Regions from separate parts of the Homo sapiens genome. Here region 1 is linked to region 2. The links are chromatin loops, found by intact Hi-C in ENCODE. Cell type or tissue: B cell. All regions are shown on one strand. Each heading gives the region's core, and the rest is flanking DNA. Links, peaks and the distances in the headings are about the cores only.

What was found. Peaks named below come from ENCODE experiments on the same cell type or tissue, not always from the same donor. Only the 100,000 strongest peaks of a DNase experiment are listed, where the experiment ranks them.
Region 1: a loop joins it to region 2, with 6 times the contacts of the local background. A loop is called at or near these places in 14 of 110 quality-filtered maps.

The regions. Positions count from the first base shown.
Region 1 is chr19:41,510,253-41,523,087 of GRCh38, reverse strand. It overlaps the pseudogene PLEKHA3P1. Among named protein-coding and RNA genes, the nearest start is that of PCAT19, 16 kb to the right of the region's middle. In B cell, for the core only: a CTCF peak has its summit at 6,037; DNase peaks (open chromatin) are centred at 6,157 and 6,437; H3K4me3 peaks cover 699 bases; H3K27ac peaks cover 679 bases.
Region 2 is chr19:41,559,988-41,572,822 of GRCh38, reverse strand. It overlaps a transcript of CEACAM21 not described here and the pseudogene LOC110467527. Among named protein-coding and RNA genes, the nearest start is that of CEACAM21, 9.8 kb to the left of the region's middle. RefSeq lists a silencer at 2,697-2,991 and an enhancer at 9,110-9,404. In B cell, for the core only: CTCF peaks have their summits at 1,815 and 2,014 (motif pointing right); a DNase peak (open chromatin) is centred at 2,022.

The sequences.
Region 1 (12,835 bases), core at 4,713-7,212, 54 kb after region 2:
TTGCTCCTAATAACCATGGCGGAAGAAGATGATATTACTCCTAATATTGCAGGAGGTGTACACTCCCCCATTATGTTGTTCCTAGTATGCAGAAAAGGAGAGGATGACATTATTGCCAATATCGCAGGGTGTGTACACCACCCATGATATTGTTCCTAATATTTAGAGGGACAGAGGATGATATTACTCCCAATATCGCAGGGGGTGTACACGCATCCCCTGTGATATTGTTCTTGAAATCGAGGGGAAAGAGAATTATATTTCTCTAAATATTGCAGAGGGTGTACACCGCCCCCTGTGATATTGTTCCTAATAGCCGGGGGCGGGGGGAGATAATTAAATTACTTTCAATATCTCAGAGAGTGTACATCCCCCTTGTGACATTGTTCCTAATATCCAGAGCAAAAGAGAATGATATTCCTCCCAGTATCGCAGGAAGTGTACATTTAACCTGTAATATTGTTTCTAATATCCAGGGGGAAGAGAATAGTAATACTCCCAATATCGTAGGGGTTGTACACCTTTTCTGTGATATTGTTGCAAATATTTAGAAGAGAGAGAGAATATTACTCGCAATATCACAGGGAATGTATACTTCCCCTGTGATATTGTTCTAATATCTAGAAAAAGAGAGGATAATATTACTCCTAATATTGCAGGGGGTGTACACCCCCACTTGTGATATTGTTCCTAATATAAAGGAAGGTCGAAAAACAAACGGGGAGCCCAGGGGGAAGGAAGGCAGGCGAGGAAGAGGCAGCGCCGGGGCGCCGGAGGGAGCAGCCGGGCCGCGGAAGCGCGAGCACGAGACCGGTCGCGGTCGCAGTCGCATTTTTGCCGTTGTCGCGGCCGCCGCCGCCGAGGCTTACCCGGGGATGTCTGAGCCCGCGCCTCGCGGCCCCCAAGCTCCACGCTGCGCCCGCTGTCCCGGCCTCTAAGGGCCGCCACGTCCCTGCGGCGCGCGCAGGCAGAAAGCGGCTTCGTGCCGGCGGAGGGGGCCCGGGCGGGCCGGGAAAGGCTGCCCCAGGCCCCGCGCCTACCCCATCACCGCGGCCGGCGCCGGGCCGGGAGGATGAGCGGTGTGGGGCTCTGAAGCATGGAGGGGGTTTTGTACAAGTGGACCAACTATCTCACAGGTTGGCAGCCTCGTTGGTTTGTTTTAGATAATGGAATCTTATCCTATTATGATTCACAAGATGATGTTTGCAAAGGGAGCAAAGGAAGCATAAAGATGGCAGTTTGTGAAATTAAAGGTGACAGCTTTGGAGGGGACCACCCTTGATTGGATACATAAATTCTGTTCATTCAGCAGACAACACAAGAATGGAATTAATCATTCCTGGAGAGCAGCATTTCTACATGAAGGCAGTGAACGCAGCTGAAAGACAGAGGTGGCTGGTCGCTCTGGGGAGCTCCAAAGCATGTTTGACTGATACAAGGACTAAAAACGAAAAAGAAAGAAGTGAAACCAGTGAATCGCTGAAAACCAAAATGTCTGAACTTCGCCTCTACTGTGACCTCTTAATGCAGCAAGTTCATACGATACAGGAATTTGTTCACCACGATGAGAATCATTCATCTCCTAGTGCAGAGAACATCAATGAAGCCTCTTCTCTGCTTAGTGCCACGTGTAACACGTTCATCACAACGCTTGAGGAATGTGTGAAGATAGCCAATGCCAGGTTTAAACCTGAGATGTTTCAACGGCACCATCCGGATCCCTTAGTTTCTCCTGTGTCACCTTCTCCTGTTCAAATGAGGAAGCGTTCTGTCAGCCACCCTGGTTCTTGCACCAGGGAGGAGTAGCCACTGTATAAAAGAACCAGTATCTGCACTTCACCGACTCTCCCAGCGACGCCGAAGAACCTACTCAGATACAGATTCTTGTAGTGATATTCCTCTTGAAGACCCAGATAGACCTGTTCACTGTTCATAAAATACACTTAACGGAGATTTGGCATCAGCAACCATTCCTGAAGAAAGCAGACTTATGGCCAAAAAACAATCTGAATCAGAAGATACTCTTCCATCCTTCTCTTCCTGAAGAAACTGTAGTGTCCAACTTTCTCTAAGTATTGCTATGCAAAAGCTGCTGTAATTGAACTATTGTTATAGGGAGTAGTTTTTTCCCTTAGGACTCTGCACTTTATAGAATATTGTAAAACAGACAAACAAGAAAACAAACCACATACTTTTGAAGCGTGTTTTATCTTTATATAGTTTGTTTGCAAGAGTATTTTCCTAATAACTTCACAGTATGAATGTGCATCTTTTTTTTTTTTTTTTAACAAATGATGGTGTAACATTTTGACATCCATAAGGACAAATGTAGATATTTTTCTAAAAAACCGTGAGGGGACTGACAGCTTGGTCAGGGTGTATTGTAGCTTATAAACATGAAATCTTACAAGGTTTCAGTTTGACAGAAGTGTGATATATGTAACTTGTGCCATGGACCAAATGGTCACTTTACCACAGCTAAAAATGAGTTATGATAGCAGCTTGATGGTGATTGCATTGTATTCCTTTAATCAAAAAGGAAACGCAATATTCTAAGTATCTTTAGCCCAAATACCATGACATATTGAGCATCTTTAAATAACCAGACTGTATTGTCCTTCATATGTGAAGTTGACACTACTGATTTGTCAATACCAAATTTTGGGTTAAAGTGTTTAATTTTTATTTATTTATTTTCTTGTTGCCTCAAAAGATGATTGCATTCTAACTTTTGTGACCTACCAAATTTAAGATGTGTATACATTGTTCTTTACGTTGTTCTAGAAAAGAGATTTTAATGCTGTAGTGACTTAGCTCACTTACATCAGAGAAATAAACAACTTTCAATGGAAAAAAATATATATAAAGGAAGGAAGAGGATGATATTACTTCTCATATAGAAGGGGTTGTACACCCCCCTTGTGATATTGTTCCTAATATTCAGGGAGGGAGAGGATTATATTACTCCCAATATAGCAGGGAGTGTACACCCCCCCCCCCCGTGATAATGTTCCTAATATTCAGGGAAGCAGAGGATGATATTACTTTCAATATCACAGGGGTTGTGCTGTCCCCCTGTTATATTGTTCTTAATATTCAGGGGGGAGAGGATATTATTATGCCCGATATCACAGGAGAAGTACACCCCACAAGTGATATTGTTCCTAATATCCAGGGGTAAAGAGGATGATATCGCAGGTGGTGTACACCCCTCCCCGTGATATTGTTTCTAATATAAAGAAGGAGAGAGCATGATATTACTCCCAATATCGCTGGAGGTCTACACCCCCCTTGTGATACTGTTCCTAATATCCAGGAAGGGAAACAATGATATTGCTGTGAATATTCCAGGGGGTGTACACCCCTTTGTAATATTGTTCCTCATATCCAGGGGGTAGAGAGGATGATATTACTCCCAATATCGCAGGGGGTGCACGGCCCCACTGTGATATTGTTTTTCATATCCAGGAGGGGAGAGGATGACATTACTCTCAATATGGCAGGGGGCGAACACCCCCTGTGATATTGTGCTAGTTAGGTTGGGAGAAAATGATATTACTCCCAATATCGCAGGGGGTGTACACCGCTCCTGTGATATTGTTCCTAATATCCATGACGGGAGAGGATATTACTCCCAATATCGCAGGGGGTGTACCTCTCCCCTGTGGGATTGTTCACAGTATCCAAAAGGGAAGAGGATGATGTTACTCCCAATATCACAGGGGGTGTACACCACCATTGTGATATTGTTCCTAATAGCCAGGGAAGAAAACGATGATATTATTGTGAATATTACAGGGGGTGTACACACCCCCTGTGATATGGTTTTTAATATACAGGTTGGAAAAGGATGATATTACTCCCAATATCACAAAAGGTGTACACACCCCCCCATGATATTGTTCTTAATACTTCGGTGGGGAGAAAATGATATTAGTCTCCATATCACAGGGGTGTGAACTCCTCCGGTGATATTGTTTTTAATATCAAGAGGGGAGGAGATGATATTGCTTTCAATATCGCTGGGGGTGTACACCCCTCCTGTGATATTGTTCCTTATATCCAGGCGAGGGGAAAATAATATTACTCCCAATATGGCAGGGGGTGTACACACCCCATGTGGTATTGTTCCTAATACTCAGGGGGAAAGAAGATAATATTACTTTCAATATCACAGGGTTTGTACACCTTTCCTGTGGTATAGTTTTCAATATCCAGGGGGAAGGTACATGATATTACTCCCATTGCAGCAAGGGGTGTACACACCTCCTGTGATATTGTTCCTAATATCCAGAAGTGGTGAGGATGATATTACTCCCAGGGGGTGTACACCCCACCTATGATATTGTTTCTAATATCCAGGGGAAAAGAGTGTGATATTATGCCCAATATCGCAGAGGGTGTACACTTATCCTGGGATATTGTTTCTAGTATTTGGGGAGGGAGGAGAGGATGCTATTATTCTCAATATCGCAGAAATTGTACACCCCCGCTGTGATATTCTTCATAATAATCAGGGAAAAAGAGGATGATATTACTACCAATATTGCAGGGGGTTACACTTCCCCTTTGGTAGTGTTCCTAATATCCAGGAAGAAAGAGGATGATATTAATCCCATTTTCCAGGAAGTGTACACCCACCGTGTCATGTTGTTCCTAATATCCAGCAGGGAAGAGGATGATATTACTCCCAATATCGGAGAGGGTGTACACTTCCCCTGTTATATTGTTTCTAATACCCAGGGGGAAGAAGGATGACATTACTGCCAATATCACAGGGTGTGTACCCCACCCTGCTATTGTTCCTAATATTCAAAAGGAAAGATGAAAATATTACTCCCAATATCTCAGGGTGTGTACACCTCTCCTGTGATATCGTTCCTAATATCCACAGGAAGAGAGAATATTACTCTCAATATTGCAGGGGGGTGTACACCCCCCTGTGATATTGTTCCAAATATTCGGGCGGGGAGAGGATGATATTAGTCCCAATATCGCAGGGGGTGTGCACCAACCTGTGATATTGTTCCTAATATCCATGCGGGGGAGGACGATATCACTCTCAATGTCGCAGGAAGTGTACACCTCTCTTGTTATATTTTTCTTAATATCCAGGAGGGAAAAGATGATATTACTGCCAATATCGCAGGGTGTGTCCACCCCCCTTTTATATTGTTCCTAATATCCAATGGAAAAGAGGATGACATTGCTCTCCATATCCCAGAAGGTGTACAACGCCCCTGTAATATTGTTCCTAATATTTTGGGGGAAGAGAGGATGATATAACTTATAATATCACAGGAGGTGTACACCACCCCTATGTATTGTTCCTAATATCCTTTAAGGGAGAGGATGATATTACTCCCAATATCTCAGGTGGTGCCTATTCCCCCTGTGATATTGTTTTTAATATCCAGGGGAAGAGAGTATGATATTACGCCCAATATCGCAGGGGGCATACACCCTCTCTGAGATATTGTTCATAATATATAGAGGGAGAGAGGATGATATTACTTCCAATATCAGAGGTGGGGTACACCCCCCGGTTATATTATTCTTGATATCCAGGAGGGGAGAGGTTGATATTACTGGATATATAGCAGGGAGTGTTCACATCTTCTGTGATACTGTTCCTAATATCCAGAAAAGTAGAGGATGATATTACTCCCAATATCGCAGAACGTGTACACCTCCCTGTGATATTGATCCTAACATTCAAAGGGGAGAGGATGATATTACTCAAAACATCACAGGGCATGTACACTCCCCTGTGATATTGTTCCTAGTATCCAGAAGGGAGCAAGATAATATTACTTTCAATATCGCAGGGGGTGTACACCCCTCTTTGGTATGTTTCCTAATATCCAGAAGGAAAGAGGGTGCTATTACTTTCCATATTGCAAGGGGTGTACACCCCCCTGTGGTATGGTTCATAATATCCAGGGAGGGAAAGGGTGCTATTATTCCCCATATCGCGAGGCATGTACACCCTGCTGCGGTACGGTTCCTAATATCCAGGGGGAAAGAGGATGCTATTACTTCCCATATCGCGGGGTGTGTACACCCCCGTGTGGTATGTTTTGTAATCTCCGGGAACGAAGAGGGTGTTATTACCCCTCATATCGCTGGAAATGTACACTCCCCTGTGGTACGGTTCACAATATCCAGGGGATTGAGGGTGCTATTACTCCCCATATCGCGGGGGGAGTGCACCTCCCTGTGGTATGGTTCGAAATATCCAGGGTAAGAGAGGGTGCTATTATTCCCCATTTTGCAGGAGGCGTACACCCCTCTATGGTATGTTTTGTAATATCCCAGGTAAGGGGTGCTATTGAGAGAAGAGAGCAAAAGACCCCCCCCATATTGTTCTGTATTATTTTATACTCAGTACCTGTTTTAAGAAGAAACAAGGAAGCGAAACCAAAGGCAGGCAGCCCGGCGCCAGGCACCAGATCCAAAACCAGACCCGAAACCAGGCCTGGGCCTTCCTGACCTTAGCCTGAAAGTTAAAATTCAACCCATGACCTAGCAACTGATGTTATCCATAGATTCCAGACATTGTATGGAAGGACATTGTGAAATTTCTTGTTCTGTTCTGTTTCACTCTGAGTACTGGTGCATGCAGCCCTTGTCACATACCCACTAGATTGCTCAATCAATCATGGCCCTTTCATGTAAAAACCTTAGTGTTGTGAGCCCTTAAAAAGGACAGAAATTGTGCACTCAACAAGCTTGGATTTTGATACTCTAGTCTGCTGATGCTTCCAGCTGATTAAAAGCCACTTCCTTCACTACCTCGGTGTCTGTGGGATTTTGTCCGCGGCTCCTCCTGCTACACTGTGACTCCCCTTATAGAGAGGGGTGTACACCCCCCTTTGGTTCCTAATATCCAGCGGGGGAGTAGGTGCTATTACTCCCCATATTGCGGGGAGTGTACACCCCCTTGTAGTACGGATCGTAAAATCAAGGAGGGAGAGAAGGTGTAATTATCCCCATATCACAGGGAGTGTACACCTCTTTGTGGTATAGTTTGTAATATCCACGACGGGAGAGAATGCTATTACTCCCCATATCGTGGAGGGTGTACACCGCCCTGTAGTATGGTTCGTAATATCCGGAAGGGGAGAGGTTGCTATTACTCCCCATATGGTGGGAAGTGTACACCCCCATATGATATGGTTCATAATATCCAGGGGGGTAGAGGATGATATTACTCACAATATCGTAGAAGGTGCACACCCTTTTGTGATATTGTCCATAAAATCCAGAAGGGGAGAGGATGATATTACTTCCAATATCACAGGGGGTGTGTAGCCCCATATGATATTGTTTGTAATATCAAGGTAGGGAGAGGATGCTATTCCTTACAATAGCTCAAGGGGTGTAACCTTCTTGTGATATTGTTTGTAATATCCAGAAGGGGAGAAGATAATTTTTTTATTTTAAAAGTAAACTTTAATGTCAAAAATGCAAACTTGAGAAGGGCAGAAAGATCAAACAGAAGGCTGCCACTTCACAATTGGAGGGTTGCACAGTGGCCGGGCAGAGGCGCTCCTCACTCCCCAGACGGTGAGGCAGCCGGGCAGAGGTGCTCCTCACTTCCGAGATGTTGCAGGAGCCGGGCAGAGGTGCTCCTCACTTCCCAGAACAGGGGGCTGCCGGGCAGAGGTGCTCCTCACTGCCCAGACGGTTTGCAGGCCTGGCAGAGGCACTCCTCACTTCCCAAACGGAGCAGCGGCAAGCCAGAGGCGCTCCACACTTCCCAGATGGTGGGGCAGCCGGGCAGAGGCGATCCTCACTTCTCAGAGGGTAGGGCGGCCCAGCAGAGGCGCTCCTCACTTCCCACATGGTGGGGCGGCAGGCTAGAGGCGATCCTCACTTCCCAGACGGTGGTGTGGCCATGCAGAGGTGCTCCTCACTTCCCAGATGGTGTGGCCGCCGAGCTGAGGCACTCCTCACTTCCCTGACAGTGGGGCGGCTGGGCAGAGGCGCTCCTCACTTCCCAGACACTTGGACTCCGGGCAGAGACTCTCCTCATTTCCCAGATGGTGGGGCTGCCGGGCAGAGGCGCTCCTCACTTCCCAGACGGTTCAGAGGCCGGGCAGAGGCGCTCTGGGGAGAGGATAATGTTACTCCCAATATCGCAGGGGGTGCACACTCCCTGTGATATTGTTCCGAATATCCAGAGGGGGAAAGGATGATATAGCTCCCAAAATCGTGGGGAGTGTACACCCCCCTGTGATCTTGTTTGTAATACCAAGAAGAAAAGAGAATGCTATTATTTCCAATATAGCAGGGGGAGTACAACCCCCTGTGATATTGTTCGTAATATCTAGGGGGAGAGAAAATTATATTAGTCTTAATATCTCAGGGGACGTTCATCCCCCTGTAATATTGTTGGTAATATTCAGAATGGAGAAGATGATATTGTTCTTAAAATACAGGAAAAAAATATGATAATATTACTTCCAATATCGAAGGGGGTGTACACTCTCCTGTGATATTGTTCCCAATATCCGGAATGAAAGAGGATGCTATTACTCCCAATATCCCAGGGAGTGTACACCCCTTTGCCATATTGTTCATAATATCCAGGGGAAGACAGGATAACATTACTCCCAATATCACCGGGGGTGTCCACCCACTAGTGATATTTATTGTTCATCATATCCAGAAAAGGAGAGGATGATATTACTCCCAATATTGCAGGTGGTGTACGGTCCCTGTGATATTCTTTGAAATATCTAGAAAAGGAGAGGATGATATCACTCCGAGTATCACAGGGGGTGTACACCCCCCTGTGATATTGTTCGTAATATCCAGGGGAGAAAAGGATGATATAATTGCCAATATTTCAGGGGATGTGCACCTCCCTGTGATATTGTTTGTAATATCCAGGGGTGGAGAGGATGATATTACTCAAAATAACGTAAACATCCTGTGTGTACATCCCCTGTGATATTGTTTATAATATCCAGGGGGGTAGAAGATGACATTACCCCCAATATCACAGAGTGTACACACCCCTGGGATACTGTTCATAATATCCAGGCGGGAAAGAATGAACTACTTCCAATATCGCAGGATATGTACACCCCCCTGTGATATATTTCCTAATATTTATGTGGGTAAGGATATTACCCCCAATATCACAGAAGGTGTACATCCTCTTTGTGATATTATTCCTAACATCCAGGAAAGGAGAGAATGATATTACTCCCAGTATCGCAGGGGGTGTACACCACCCCTGTGATATTGTTGCTAATATCCAGGGGGAGAGGATAATATTACTCCCAAAATCACAGGGGACGTACACTCCTCCTGAGATATTGTTCCTAATATTCATGGAGAAAAGAATGCTACTACTCCAAATACAGCAGAGGGTGTACACCATCCCCGTGATATTGTTTTTTATATCCAAAGGGTGAAAGGCTGATATTACTCCCAATATCGCAGGGGGTGTACAGGCCCCCCATGATATCATTCTTAATATCCAGGGAGGCAAAGAATGATGTTACTCCCAATATTGCAGGCTGTATACACCCCCCGTGATATTGTTCCTAATATCCAGAGTAAGAGAGGATGACATTGCTCCCAATATTGCAGGGGTTGCACGCACGCCCTGTGATAATATTACTCCCAATATCAACAGTGGGTGTACACTCCTCCTGTGATATTGTTTGTTATATCTAAGAAAGAAGAGGATGATATTACTGTCAATATCACAGAAGGTGTACAGCCCCTTGTGATGTTGTTTCTAATATCCAGCGGTGAGAGGATGGTATTACTCGCAATATTGTAGGGGGTGTCCAACGGCCCTGTGATATTGTTTCTCATATTCAAAAAGGAAAAGAATAATATAACTCCAAATATCGCAGGGTGTGTACACTTCCCTGTGATATTGATCCTAATATCCAGGAAGAGAGAGGATGATATTAATCCCAATATCACAGGGGGTGTACATCGCTTCTGTGATATTCTTCCTAATATCCAGGGGGGGAGGGGATGCTATTACTCTTAAAATCGCAGGGAACTTACACTCCCACTATGATATTTTTCCTAATATCCAGGAAGGGAGAAAATGATATTACTCCTAATATCACATATCACAATGGGTGTACATCTCCCCGTGATATTGTTTCTAATATCAAGGATGGGAGAAAATTATATTACTCTCAATATCGCAGGGGGTGTGCACACCTCCTGTGATATTGTTCCTAGTATCCAGCGGAGGAGATGATATTACTTTAAATATTGTAGAAGGTGTACAACCTCCCTTTGATATTGTTCCTAATATCCAGGGGGAAAGGAGATGATATTACTCCTAATATCGCAGGGGCTGTACAACCCTATGTGATATTGTTTCTTCTAATATCCAGGGGTGGAGAAGATAATATTACTCCTAAAATCGAAGGGGACATACACTCCCCCTGTGATATTTTTCCTAATATCCAGAAGGAAAGAGGATGATATTACTCCTAATATTACAAGAAATGTATACCTGTCCTGTGATATTGTTCCTAATATCCAGAGGGGTAAATGATTATATTACTCCCAATATCGCAGGGGTGTACACCTTCCCTGAGATATTGTTTCTAATATGCAGTGGAGGAGAGGATGGTATTACTCCCAACATCACAGGAGATGTAAACTCCCCTTGTGATATTCTTCCTAATGTTCAGGACGAAGGAGGGTAATATTACTCACTGTATTGCAGCAGGGGGTGTAGAGCCCCCTGTGATATTGTTTTTAATATTCAAGGTTGGAGAAAATAATATTCCTTCCAATATCGCATGGGGTGTACACCCTTCTTTTTATATAGTTTCTAATATCTGGGGGGAGAGGATGATATTACTCCCAATATCGCAGGGGGATTACACCCCCACTGTGATATTGTTTTTAATATCCAGGGTGGGAGAGGATAATATTACTCCAAATATCCCAGGGCTATACACCCTCCGTGTGATATTGTTTCTAATATCCAGAGGAAGAGAAGATGATATTACTCCCAATGTCACAGGGTGTGTACAGGCCTTCTTTGATATTGTTCTTAATATCCATGAGGGAGAGGATGATATTACTCCCAATATCGCAAAGACTGTACACCCTTTCTGTGATATTGCTTCCAATATCCAGGGAGGGAGAGGATATTACACTCAGGATCACAGGGGGTGTACACCCCAACCTGTGATATTGTTTCTAATATCTAGGGAAAATGAGGGTGATATTACTATCAATATCACAGGAGGTGTACACTCCCTTATGATATTGTTCCTAATATCCAGGAGAATGACAGGATAATATTACTCCCAATATCGCGGGTGGTGTCTCCCCCCACTCCGTGATATTGTTCCTAATACCCAGAGGGGGAGAGAATCATATTACTCCCAATATCGCAGGGGATGTACACCTACATCCGGCGGAGTAGAAGATAATATTACTCACAATATCGCAAGAAGTGTTCACCTTCCCTGTTATATTGTTGCTAATATCCAGGGAGTGAGAAGATGATATTACTTTCAATACTGAGCGTGTACACTACCCCTGTGATATTGTTTCTCATATCCAGTAGAGGAGAAAATCATGTTACTCCCAATATTGCAGGGGTGAACACCTCCTTTGTGATATTTTTCCTAATATCAGGAAAGGGAGAGTATGATATTACCCTTAATATTGACAGGGGTGTACACCCCCCTTTGATATTGTTCCAATATCCAGGGGGGCAGAGGATAATATTATTCCCAATATCGCAGAGGGTGTACACCCCCCGTGATATTGTTCCTAATATCCAGAGAAATAAAAAATAGTATTATTTCCAATATCACAGGGCGTACATTTTCCCTGTAATTTTGTTCCTAATATCTGGGGGGTGGGGTGGCAGGATAATATTACTCTCAATATTGGAGAGGGTGTACACCCCCCTGTGATATTGTTCCTAATATTCAGGGTGGGAGAGAATGATGTTACTCCCAATATCTCAGGAGTCGTATACACCCCCTTGTGATATTTTTTCTAATATCCAGGAGGCAGAGGATGATATTGCTCCCAATATCGCAGGGGGTATACACCCGAGCTGTGATATTGTTTCTAATATGCAATATGGGGGAAGGATGATTTTACTTTCAATATCGCAGGGAATGTACACTTTCCTTGTGATTTTGTTCCTAATATCCAGGGGTGGAGAAGATGCTATTACTATATTACTCCTCATATCGCAGGCGGTGTACAACTCCCTGTGATATGGTTCAGAATATCCAGAGTGAAAAAGGAGGGTGACATTACTCCCAATATCGGGGGGGTGTACACCCCTTTGTGATGTGGTTGGTAATATCCAGGGGGGCAGATGAGGGTGATATCACTCCCCATATCGTGGAAGGCGTCCACTTTTTTGTGATGTGGTTCTTTATATCCCGAGGGGAGAAGGTGATATTACTCCCCATATCGCGAAGGGCATACACCCCCCTGTGATATAGCTCATAATATTCCGGAGAGTGGAGGAAGATACTATGCCCTATATCGCGGGTGGCCTACAACCCCCTATGGTTTGGCTTATAATATCCAGGGGGGAGAGGGTAATATTACTCCCCATATTGTGGAGACGTACAGCCCCCTGTGATATGGTTTGTAATATCTTTGGGGGGCGAGGGTGATATTACTCCCCATATCGCGGGGAGCATACACCCCCGTGATCTGGTTCATAGTATCTCAAAGGAAGAAGTTGATGTGTACAACTTAAGGGAAAAAGTTGAAGTGAAGTGTACACACGCCCTGTGACGTGGTTCATAATATCCAGGCGGGGGAGAGGAGAGTGATATTTACTCCCCATATCGCGGGT
Region 2 (12,835 bases), core at 675-3,174:
AGCACCTCCAAGCCTCAGTGCTTGCCATGTGTGGGAATTTGCTGGTTTCAGTTGGGGGCATGTTGGTGGGTGGTCATGAATTCAGGGCCGGATTCTATGCTCACAGTGCACATGCTGGATGTGGTACAGACCCCAGGCAGGGCTCAGTGGGGTGGTTTTGGGTGTGCACAGGTATCTTTTCTGGAGGAGCTGGTGGTGATTTGGCTCCCAGAAGTTCCTGAGCTCTGCAGACTCACCAAGCACTCAATATTTGAGTGAACATTGGGCGAGAGAGCAGAAGGTAAGTGTCAGGGCATCGGGGTTGGTGCCTCTGGGAAGAGGAGGAACATTCTGGGAACAAAGCTCTCCCCCGGCTTACAGGGAGCTTCCCATCGCTCCTGCCTTGAGGATCAGGGAAACTAGGGCCTCTGCTCTTCCAGGGGCTGCTTGCAGGCAGTTTGCTCTGGGAGGGGGTGACCCAGGAGTTGCCTCTCATTTTGCATTTGAGATTTAAAAGGAGAAGGGACAGTATATCTTGCCAGGTCACAAAAATTACAGGCATCATATTGACTGAAGGGCACTCCTGTCATCATTGCAATATACCAGAATGGTCTTTTAAAAAAATAAGTGATTTAGGTTTACCAGCAACTGTAATGCTTGTTTTATTCTTCTAGTTCACCGTTAATGTCACTTTTGTAGTTTTAGCACTGGCAATGTTGATTTTATGTTGACTCTGATGATTTTAAGCTTTCATTTGTTCACATAGAGATCATCTTCTTTCTGAATATTAATGCATTTTTTCTCTATTTCTACTGGTTATTCCTGTACATAGAGTAGAGAATCACTTTTCCCAAGGAGGTGGAAAGCTTCTGACTACCAAAAAAAAAAAAAAGTGTCAAAATGCTTTAAAGTCAGTAACTTAAAGATCAAATCCAAGAGTGGGCAACAGATTCTGCCCAGGGTCTGAAAGGTGGAGAGGTGACTGGTGAGGATGTTTAAAAGACCTCTCCTCTCTACTCCCTAAATGGGGGCCATCCAGTGTTCTTGAGGTTCAGAGAAGGCCCAGGGCTGGGGCAGCAGGGCACTGTCAGCTCCCAGCTCCCAGGGGCCAGGAGTAAGACCCCAACACTGTCCAGACACTGATTGCATTCATTTTGGGGGAGAGTAGATTCTTATTTAAAGAATAATACAAAAGTCTACAAATTTGAACATAAACAGAAATTCCTTTGCTACAATTTTCCCCTTAATAAGACATTCCTTCCTAATGACATATGTGACTGCATTCATGGCTGAGATGTTTTCTAGGATGGTGAGAGCATCAGAGTGGACTATCTGGTGCCTTGGGGTCATGCATTTTCTTCTTTCAATGTCTACAGGATCCCCCATGTCCCACTTTGTAGTGTAACTCAGTGTGTGTCATTCTGGTTTTTGTTGTATAGATCCTTGGAAAGCCCATGTCATTCCTGCTGTGAGGTACAGGCAGCCAAATGGCATCATCTCTAAACATGCCTTCTCCTGGTACATCAAATTATGGAATAAATGAAAGCCATTTTGACAGATATTGAAGATATAAGTTTCTACTCTTCCCACACATGCGATTCTTCTCCCAAGTGAAGGATTTTACTGGTGAATTGTTATTAGAGATTAGTGTGGATCAGTGACTCTGCCAGGGGAAATTTTGCCCTCTAGGGGACATTTGGCAAAGTCTGGAAACATTGTTGGTTGTCAGAGCTGGGGGAGGGAGTCCTGCTGGCATTGAGTGGGTGGATGGTGCTGAACACCCTGCAGTTCACAGAGCCCCACCAGTTTGACCACCCAAATGTCAATGCTGAGGAGTGGAGAGCCCTGCTGTGCCCTCCCGCAGCTTCCCTGAAGCTTCCCCTCACCTGCTCCTCCCATGTCTCCCCACCACTTCCCCACTTCACCCGCCTCCTTACACCTCAGTCCCCTCCACCTGAACTCACCCCTTAGTCCAAGGCCAGCCCTGATCTCCGCTCTCCTGGTCTCCTTGCTCCTTAGCAGGAGGCGCCCACTAGATGGCGCCCTTGCCCTTACTGGAGCTCACCGTCTCCCTTTCCACCCTGAGACAAATGTGGCTGCTTTTACTGCCACAACCCCAGCCCTCCACGCTCTAGATTTGCTCAGGGAGCAGCTCCTGGACAGACCTCAGGGACCCCAGGGAGGAGCCTCACTCTGGAGATTTTGATGGCATGGTCTTTGAACTTCACTGTTACCCCCAGTCAGGATCCAGGATGTTGGGAGTGCATGATTCTGCCCGGTCCCACTTCAGCAGGACCCCACTGCTGAGTTGTCTGTGGGGACCCGGGCCTCTCATCTCCTTCTTGCATTGCAGGAGAGGGATCTTAGCACTGCTTTCACATAAAGTCAGATAATGGAGGAGTGCAGGTGAGTTTGGGAAGGTGGACATGAAGAGAGGTTGTGTCCCTAGAGGTGGCAGCAGTGAGAGGATGGGCAGGTGGGAGGAACACAGCCCATCCAGGGTTGCCAGCCATATTAGGAGCGACAGCCTTTCCTCTAAGCCTCCAGCCTTTTTCCTGAAACATTCCAGAACTTTCCACTTCAGCACTTCCCACTGAGGCTCCTCAGGTCTGTCCCTGAGCTCCCAGCTGAGCCTACCTACCCATCTGAAATCCTGAGTCCTGTGTCACCCTCGTTCCCCATTATTCTGTGCAGTTCTGTGGGACGCCCAGCTCTCCTGACACCCCCAGTCTTCAGAATGGCCATCAGCGCTGTCGCTGTGGCACCAGGGTGACTGCCGCCTGGAGGCTGAGTCCTGGCTTCCTGACAGCTGTGGGGCCCGCTCTAGGCTCCCTTGTCCTGATCATTCATCACCTCCAGGATGCACAGCAGCTGGGCCAGGGGGAGGAGCAGGGACAGGTGTCAGCCACCCTGTGTGTCTGCAAGTCAGGCTGGGGGTGTGGGAGGACGCCAGGAATGACTGAACTTTCTGATTTAGAGGGTGAGAGCTTGCACTGATGGAATTTGGGATTTAATAGGAAAAGCATAGCGTTTTCCTATTTTGTAGGCGGGGTGGCTGGAGTTTGGAATCATAGATTCCCCTGGGATGTCACTGTGGACCTCAGTCCCACCCGTTAGGGGCACAGATTTCAGAATCCACACCCTGGGGCAAAGCAGGCATGGGAGGCTCCATCAGCCTGGCCAGGGCTCTCTATTTGTGCAGCTGCTGCAAGGAGATGTGCACTCTGATGGGAACAGTGCTCCCTCCTCCTTGGGGGGCAGTATCTAGCTCCCTGCAGCCCCTCTCCCTGCAGGCCCTGCCCTCTCTGAACCTCACCTTCCCCAACCCGCCCCCCGCAATCCCATCTCAGCTGTAATCCCAACACTTTCTCATCCATTATGGGTGGACTGCTTGAGCCCAGGGGTTCAAGACTATGCTGGCTGGACAATATAGCGAGTTGTTGTCTCTACAAAAAGACAAAAATTAGCTGTGCATGGTGGCATACACCTGTAGTCCCAGTCACTCAGGAGGCTGAGGTGGGAGGATTGCTTGAGCTGGGGAGGCTGAGTTGGCAGTGAGTTGAGATTGTGCCACTGTATACTTCAGTGTAGGTAACAGAGCGAGACCCTGTCTCAAAAAATAAAAGTAAAAAAAAAAAAAGAAATATGGAATACATTATTGTTAACTCTAATCAACCATGCTATGCAATAGTCCACCAGTAATACCAGTAATAGCCAATAATGAATTATCTGAAAAAGAATACAATTTATTCTTAGCTATCTACTGCTAAAATTTTTAAGCTATCTTTTATGATAGCTGAAACAAAAGAAGTAAATTTAACCAAGGAAGTAAAAGACCTTTATAATGAAAACTGTAAAACATTGATGAAATAAATTGAAAAAGACACACGCACAAATAGAAGATATTCCATGTTCATGAATTGGAAGAACTGATATTGCTAAAATGTCCTTACCACCCAAAGTGGTCTACAGATTCAATGCAATTTCTGTCAAAACACCAATGATATTCTTCGAAGAAGTAGAAGATCCTAAAATTAGAAACCACAAAAATTCCTAAAACCTGCACAAAACACCCTGAGTTGCCAAAGCAATCTTAAACAAATAGAACAAAGCTAGTGGCATTACACTTCCTGACAATCAAAGCATACTGCAAAGCTATAGTAACCAAATCAGCATGGTCCTGGCATAAAAACAAGCACATAGATCAATGAAACAGAATAAAAATCCCAGAAATAAACCCATGCATCTCTAGCTAACTGATTTTCAGCCAAGGAGCCACATGCACACAATGGGGAAAGGACAGCCTCTTCAATAAGTGGTGCTGGGGAATTGGATATTCATATGCAGAAGAATGAACCTAGACCCTATCCCTCACCATGCACAAAAAATTAACTCAAAATGTATTAAATAAAGACTTAAATGTAAGAACTGAAACTATGAAACTACTAGAAGAAAATATAGGGGGAAAATCCATGACATTGGTCTAGGCAAAGAGTTTTTGGATAAAATCTCAACAGCATAAGCAACAAAACCAAATATAAACAAACGGGATTTCATCAAACTAAAAAGCTTTTATACAGCAAAGAAAAAAAAGGCCAGCAGAGCAAAGAGACAACCTACAAATGGGAGGAGAATATATTTGTAAATATATACATATATATTTGTAAATATATACATCTGATAAGAAGATAATATCCAAAATATATAAGAAAATTATGTTTCTGTATAGTTTTATCTGACTGGGATACAGAGGCCACATCCACAGTCCCATCCTCAAAGGCCACTTGTTCCCAAAATGTCAAGCACATCCCTCAATGATCCATCATCAACACCTATGTCTGTAGGATGAAGGGTGAATCATGAAGCACTAAAAAGGAAGAAGGAAGCCAATCCCAAAACAAAATGATGCAGGGTCTGGAAAGTCCAAAGCATTTTTTTTTTTTTTTTTACTGCATCTTCCTCCTTTCTTCTCCACATTCCCAATCCTCACTATTGATTAACAAAACAAAAAAAACTGGGACCCACCATCTTCCCTACTGTCAGGAGATCTAGCGAGATTGTTTGAGTCTTAGACCAAACTTTGCCATAAGCCAAATTTCTGGCTGACTTTACAATGATATGAGCTAGCACAGTCTCTTTTTCTGCCAGTCAACTTGTGCTCGGTTTTATTTGCAACCAAATAGAGGTGGTAACCAAATATAGGTGACCCTAAAATTAGTCATCAGGATGAAATCCTAAAATGTGCAACAAACTGGGTTGAATTCAGGATTAGTAGCAACATCTCTGTTGTGGGCTTGAAAAGGGGGCACCCTTTTATGCAGTAGCAAAATTGCTAAATTGTTGTTTGCTGAGTCTTTGGACTCTCATCCCGGATTTTCTATGACCATTCAAACAGGGCTGCAATGAACATCTATGGTTGTTTAGCTTGGCACACTTCTACATTTCTATATAGTAATATCTAGAAGTGCATTTGCTCAATCACAAGATATGCACATTTTATAATTGACTGCTATCGAACTACCTTAAATAGCCTTAATTTGTTCTCAACATTGTTTAACAGGGTCTGTTTAATGTCCTATGTCCAGCAAGGACAGTATCACTTTTCTTAATATTTTTCAAATTATTGGACCTTAACAAATACTTAATGTGCAATTAATTGATTCCTTTGTATTCCCATGCCTTCTTTTATATGTTTCCTTATAGTACACAAAACCACATTATTGTTTCTTTACTTGTGTCATTCCACCCTGGACCATTCCTATCTAAACCATAACATTATGAGAGAGAGAGAGAGAGAAAACAATATGAAAATATAAATTGATTAATCAAAAAAATTTAAATAGGACAAATCAGGAAGACACAAGAGAGATTTTAAAATTATTCAGAGAATACCACAATAGCTGTACCAATATATTTTAAAACTTAGATGAAACGGACAACTATCTCGATAAATGTAAATTACCAAAACTGACTCATGAAAAAATGGATATTATGAATAGAGCAATAATCAGTAAAGCAATTAAAAAGACAGTTGATAATTTTTATTTACTGACAACAATAACAAAATTTCAGGTCCTGATATTTTTATGGTGAATTTTAACAAATTTTCAAGCTCCTCCTCAACCAATTCTCAGAAGGTTTAAAACTTTAACAAGAAAACACTTTCTAACACATTTTCAGAAGCTGTTATAGCATGATACCAAAACCACACAAGAAAATTATAGACCAATCTCACTTACAAATATACATGCAAAATCAAACAAAATCTTAGTGAACCAAATTCAGAATTAATAATAGCAAACAAGCAAAATATGTTATCATACGTATGGCTTATATCAGGAATGCAAGTATGTTTCAACATCAGAAAATACTTCTCCACATTAACAGACTAAAGGAGAAAAACGCTTGTTTAATTATCTCAATAGGTTTTTAGAGAATTTTGAAAATTTTATAAAGTTATGCGTATTCTGTAAAATTGATGAAATCCAACCTTGATTTATTTTTAAAAATTGCCTTTCCTATAGAATTATAGGTAAAGGAAACACATGCATCCTCACAGAGCTACTTCAAGGCTAAGTTACTTCCCATAAGTAACGTATTCTGTAATGTGTGCTTGGCACATATTCAATACTAAACAAATATTTGCAAATCCTCAAACCACTTCTCGCTCAAATAACCCACCTTTGTCTTTTGCCTTTATGTTAGGGTTGATTTTCTCAATTGTATCTTGGAGATCCTTTGGTGGGTCTTTCAGCAATTACCCTGAATTTGCTTTTCTGTTTACAATTTTAATTCCTGGGAACTCTTTCTTGTTCTCTGACTGCACCCTTTTCATGAGAGTTCAGCCATCAATCCTCCAGAACCCCACCCCCCCCGCCCCCCCAAAAAGCAATAAAGATGTCTAAAAGCTTCTTTCTGGGCTTTCGAATGATGTTTACCCCAGGCATTTGTTCTATTCGTTCATCACCCATTTTCCCTACAACTTGCCTACACTTGATATCAGATTTTTATTTATTAGTCACCTATCTTCTTCATTGGCCCATTTTCCTATTTTGCCACTGGTTGTTCTCAAATGTGTTATGATTCCTGGTTGTACAGTCAAGTGGTTGATAATCTTGGATATACGATAAAGATTTGCTCTGTAGCTGTGTGTAAGCCTATATAAAAGCTTTTGTATTTTTCTTCTTAAAAAAGACAAAAGATGGTTGGGAAGATCCCTCCAGTTCACCAGTTCGAGGCTGCAGTGAGCTATGATAGCGCCGCTGCTCTAGCCTGTCTGTGAAAAACAAGGGGGGCGGGGGGCGGGGGGGAAGACTGGAGATGTAAATCTCCCGCAGGGCCCTACCCGTATCCGCAACAGGTCTCTAACAGGAACAGCCTCAGGCCTGTGTTGGAACAAGGTAGGTTACAGAAATCTGGAAGCCAGATCTGTAACTTCAGGGTAAGGACTGGCTCTCAGGGCTGATCCCCCGGGCTGGGTGTCCCAGAGGCACCCGCCCCCGCCCCTTCCCCAAGGCAGGCCAGGACACCTTCACTCCTCTCCTTAGGCTCCCCACCCCCTTCTCCTCCCCACTGTGCCTCCTGGAGTAGCGGTGGCGGTGCCACAGGGGAGCGGGGCGGGGCGGGCTCTGAGGGCAAGGGGGATGGGCCCCGCCGGGGTCACTGGCGGCCACCCTGGAAACTCGACGCAGGCCGGCCCTTCTAGTGAATCGTCCCAGCCACAGCTGGCCTCCCAGCCGCGCTTGGGGCGCCTCGGGGCGCGAATGGTGCAGGTTGGGGAGACTCACCACGCACCGTCGGGGGTCGGTCCGGTTATTCCTCACCGCTCGGCTCCAGTGGGCGCGCGGGCCTCTCCTCCTCAGTTCCTGCGCTGCAGTCCCTCCCTCACCCTTCGCAGCTTGGGAATCCGACTGTGTCATTCCGACGGAGCGCCGTGAGGACCTCCGAGGGTGTTAGCGCCAAGTGATCTCTGTCCAGCGCTCTGAATATCCAAGTAAAGGAGTTCAATGAAGGGCGGGTCAACGGAGGAGAAACCGTGACTCTCTCAAGGGAGCCCAAGGCCTCCTTGTCTAATTAGTGACGCGCCAATGGATGGAGGCTCTTCCCACCATCTCTTCCCAGCATCCAGTGACACCACCGCCAAGGGACGGGCTCGGCGGAACCTGCAGGAAAGAAGCATCGGCTGAGCCTGACTGCAGCGCTGTGAAGAGACAGGGGAGGGGATCAGTAGTTGGTCCCGCGCCCACCCCCTGTTTCCGCGAGGGGCGGAGTTGACTGGCCATGCAGGCAGAGGGCGAAATGTGAAATTCCACTACTCCTACCGTTTTTCCCTGACCCGATGGGGCGGAGTGTCGTCAGGCTAAGTTCCCTGGCGGTAAGGTGGGGAGATTGAGGCGCACACCTGCCGAACGGTAACGCAGGATTAGCTAAGGCGAGCTCAGGACAGAAGCCTCCCGAGGAGCAGGAGGGCAAAATAATAAATAAATAAATAAATAAATAAATAAATAAATAATAAATAACTCACTCCTTGGTCTTTATTTGCGGCAGGAATTCAGAAGGTGAAAGCGGGGCCTTAGGATCTTTCTGACCTTTTGGGTTTTAAGCAGGAGGTGTCAGAAATGTTACCACAGGGCTAGCTGGCTTGTGGCCAGCAAGCGTTCACAATGCCCTCGATTTTTCATCCCTGTCTGTGGGTTCTTTTTTTCATTGTAAGGCAGAATTTCTACGATTGCTCACCCACTCAGAGAACCTGAGCTGGTTTAGACCAGGTGAGACAGGCTAGGTTTACCCTGGTGATGATGTGTTGTTGCCATGGCGATCCTGCCCAGTACCAGAGGCCCTGCAGATTCAGATACTTGGTGCCTGTGCTTGGCTGAGGGGCCAATGGGTGAAGCTGCCATCTGCGGGATGATGACTGAAGCCTCTAAGTCAGAATCCGCCCAGGCTGAGCCTTAGGGCAGCTCCATGGAGCCTCGGCTGGCCTGGGATAGAGAGTCCACCACTGTGCCAGCCCCCAGCCACTGCCTAGGTCCTGTGCTGAGAGCCCCTTGTCCAGGGAAATGGCGTCCAGTGGAAAAGGGACCACCCCCTTGCCCTTCACTCAAGGCAGGTTGGTGACAACCCTGAAGCTAATCCGTTCCTAGAGGAGCTGCTTCTGGGTCCGAGTTTTCTCTGCAGCAGAGCAGCTCCCTGGATGGGATCTGTTCAAAGTCCGCCTTTCACGCGGAATTTTCCGTCCTTGCAATTTTCCACCTCCACCACTAGGGGATCCTCTCTGACCGCCTCATGCCGGCTCTGGCCTCTGAGCAGGGGTCTCTCTTCTGCATGTGCGACCTTGCGCATGCCTAGTGGCCTTTTGGGACCTAGAGCTGCTCCACACCCCGATGGGGTTACAGAGTGCCTCGCCTCCACTCCACCCCACCAGGGTTCCTTCCCTGGCTGGGATGGGATTTCAGAAGCGCCGAGGAACAGCCCAGACAGGTGTGGGAGAGTAGCCAAGGCCCCTGTCCCGGGGTGGCCAGGACAGCGGTGGCCTCGCATAGGACCTGGCTGGGCTGCTGCAATCAGTGTCCTGCCCCTTGGAGAGCAACAGTGAAAACAACAAGACTATCTTCACCCACCTTAAGAAAGAACAGAACCAGTATCCCCAACTCTGCTGTGTATCCCAACCCAATTCCATTCCCCACCCCACTCTCAGTAGCCAATATGCAAAATATTAGAATACTCTTACTGTTATTATTTTCAACCACACTCTGCATCCTGAAAAACCATATATTTCGTTATGTGCTTTTAAACTTCTTGAAAATGAAATACTGAGGCTGGGCGCAGTGGCTGACACCTGTAATCCCAGCACTTCGGGAGGCGGAGGCAGGCGGATCACGAGGTCAGGAGATCGAGACCATCCTGGCTAACACAGTGAAACCCCATCTCTACTAAAAATACAAAAAATTAGCCGGGCGTGGTGGCGGGCGCCTGTAGTCCCAGCTACTTGGGAGGCTGAGGCAGGAGAACGGCGTGAACCCGGGAGGTGGAGCTTGCACTGCGCCGAGATCGCGCCACTGCACTCCAGCCTGGGCGACAGCGCCAGACTCTGTCTCCAAAAAAAAAAAGAAAAAAGAAATACTGAATTTTCAAATACTTGCTTTTTTTTTCGGTCAAAATTATGTTCTCAAATTTCACTCCTGTAGATGTGCGTGGCTGGCTGTAGTTTTTGCATTTTTATTATTAGGTATTCTCCTGTTGCATTAATATGCCACATTTTATTTCTCTCATGTTTTTGGTGACCACTTGGGGTGTTTTTTGGTTTTGTATTTTTGCTGTATACATGCTGCCATGGTGGACATACCTCTTTATACATATTTCCTGTTGTATGCAGACACAATTTTAGGATGTGACATCTTCAGCTTTTCTATTGTGTCGTGTGTCTTTTCCTTCGTGCTTTGTGTTATTTACATATTCTGGACACAGATTCTTTGTCAACTGTATGTGCTGCACATCTCTTTCCCAGTTTGTGTCTTCTTCTTCTTTTTTTTTTCTTAAAAAAAACTTTCTTTATAGTGTTTTTTCTTTCTTTCTTTCTTTGTTTTGTTTTGTTTTTTTGAGATGGAGTCTTGCTCTGTCACCTAGGCTGAAGTGCACTGGCCGATCTCGGCTCACTGCAACCTCCGTCTCCTGGGTTCAAGTGATTCTCCTGCCTCAGCTTCCCAAGTAGCTGGGATTACAGGTGCCTGTCACCACACCCAGCTAATTTTTGTATTTTTAGTACAGATGGGGTTTCACCATGTTTGTCAGGCTGGTCTCGAACTCCTGACCTCAGGTGATCCACCCTCTTTGGCCTCCCAAAGTGTTGGGATTACAGGCGTGAGCCACAGCACCTGGCCTGTGTTCTTTCTTAAGTAGATGTTACTTTTAATATAATAGAATGTATCATATTTTGCTTTTATATTAGTACTTTTTCTATCTAATTCAAACACATCCCCAAGGGTCTTTGTGTGTAGACTGACCAATTTCTCAAGAATCATGAATGAATACTGCTTCTCTTTCCCCAATTTATCTGTAATGCTACCTTTATTATAAAGTTTCTATGCATGTGTAGAAATAGTTCCTGATTTTTCACTCTGTGCCACCAGCATACCAATAGCACGCTGTCTTAAATATTAAATAGCAGAGCTTTATGAGACAACTTGATGTGCAGTAGGCAATTGCCCCCTTGTTACTCTTCTTCAGGGTTCTTTGTTGTACCACATGAATTTTAGAATTGGCTTGTCCAGCTAAAAGACAACTGCAAGGATTTTATTTGGAAGTTCATAATTCTATACATAATTTGGGGAAAGTATTTTCATAATACCAAGTCTTCCTATTAATGAACACAGACTCTCTCTCTCTCTCCCCCACCCCCACCTGTTTAGTTATTTATATCTTTATGGTCTGTTAGTTATTGTTTATTGTCTTTCAACCAGGTTTCATGTTTTTCTACATAGAGGCCTTGCATGTGAAAGTCTTTCTTCCTAGCTTGCTATTACAAATTTTTTTTAATTGCACTTTTTGGGTACAGTGGCTTGTACTGTAATCCCCGATACCTGGGAGGCTGAGGCAGATGGATTGCTTGAGTCCAGAAGTTCAAGACCAGCCTGGGCAACATAATGAGGTCCCTGTCTCAAAAAGTTTGTTTTAAAAATTGCATTTGCTGTTATTCAACAAATGTCATTGTGTCTCATATATGGATTTTTATATCTGATAACCTTGTTCAACAATCTTTTGATTCTAACAATATATCAGATTCTTTTGAGTTTTCCATATAGACAATAATGTCATCTGTAAATTATAATTGTTTCTTCTTTGTTATTTCTTGGACCTTTTATTTTATATTTTTGTCTTGCTGCAAGGCAATATCCCTCTATATATTGTGGGGTCTTTTTTCTCATAAAGTGGGGATGGTGAACACCCTTGTCTTGCTCTCTGATTGTATAAAGCATGCTTTCTGTAGCATTTTGTAGACGCTCTTTTTTAGATTGAGGTAATTCACTTTTATTTCTGGTTTACTGAGTTTTTAGCATAAATTCAGGCTGAATTTGAGCTAAAGCTTTTTCTGGAGACATCATTTGAAAAATTCATATGATTTACTTTCTTTAAGTCACCAAAGTTATGAATTACATTGAACTGAGTTTCTACTGTTTAACTGTATTCTTGGGAGAAAACCCACTTGTCACTGAACAATATCTGTTTTATTTACTGCTGTCTTGTGTCTAAATTTTCTTTTAGGATTTTTTGTATATGCTCAGATTAGCCTGTTATTCTCCTTTCTGTATTTTTTTCTGGTTTGGGGGTCAAAGTTATAATAGCCTCACAATAAGAGCTAAGAAACCAGCCCTAATGGAGGCCGGGGCAGGAGGTTTGGAGTTCAAGACCAGTCTGGGCAAAATAGTGAGACCCCCATCTCTATGAAAAATAGAAATTAGCCAGGCATGGCAGTGAGTACCTGTAGTCCTAGGTACTTGGGAGGGTGAGGCAGGAGGATTGCTTGAGCCTAGGAATTTGAGGCTGCAGCGAACTATGATTGTGCCACTGTACTCCAGCCTGGATGACAGAGCGAGACCCTGTCTCAAAAGAAAAAAAAAGAAGAAATAAAAAGGAAAAGATAAAAGAGCTAAGCATCTGCTTCCTTTTTTCCATTTTCTGGGAGAGTATGTGTAAGACTGTAATTAACTGTTTCTTGAATAATGGGAGAACTCTGTAAAATAATCTGGCTTTGGTGTTACCTGTATTGGAAGGATGAAAAATACCAATTCAGTTTCATTATTGGTTGATAGGGCTACTCATGCTTTTTGTTTTGTTTTGTTTTGTTTTGTTTTTGAGA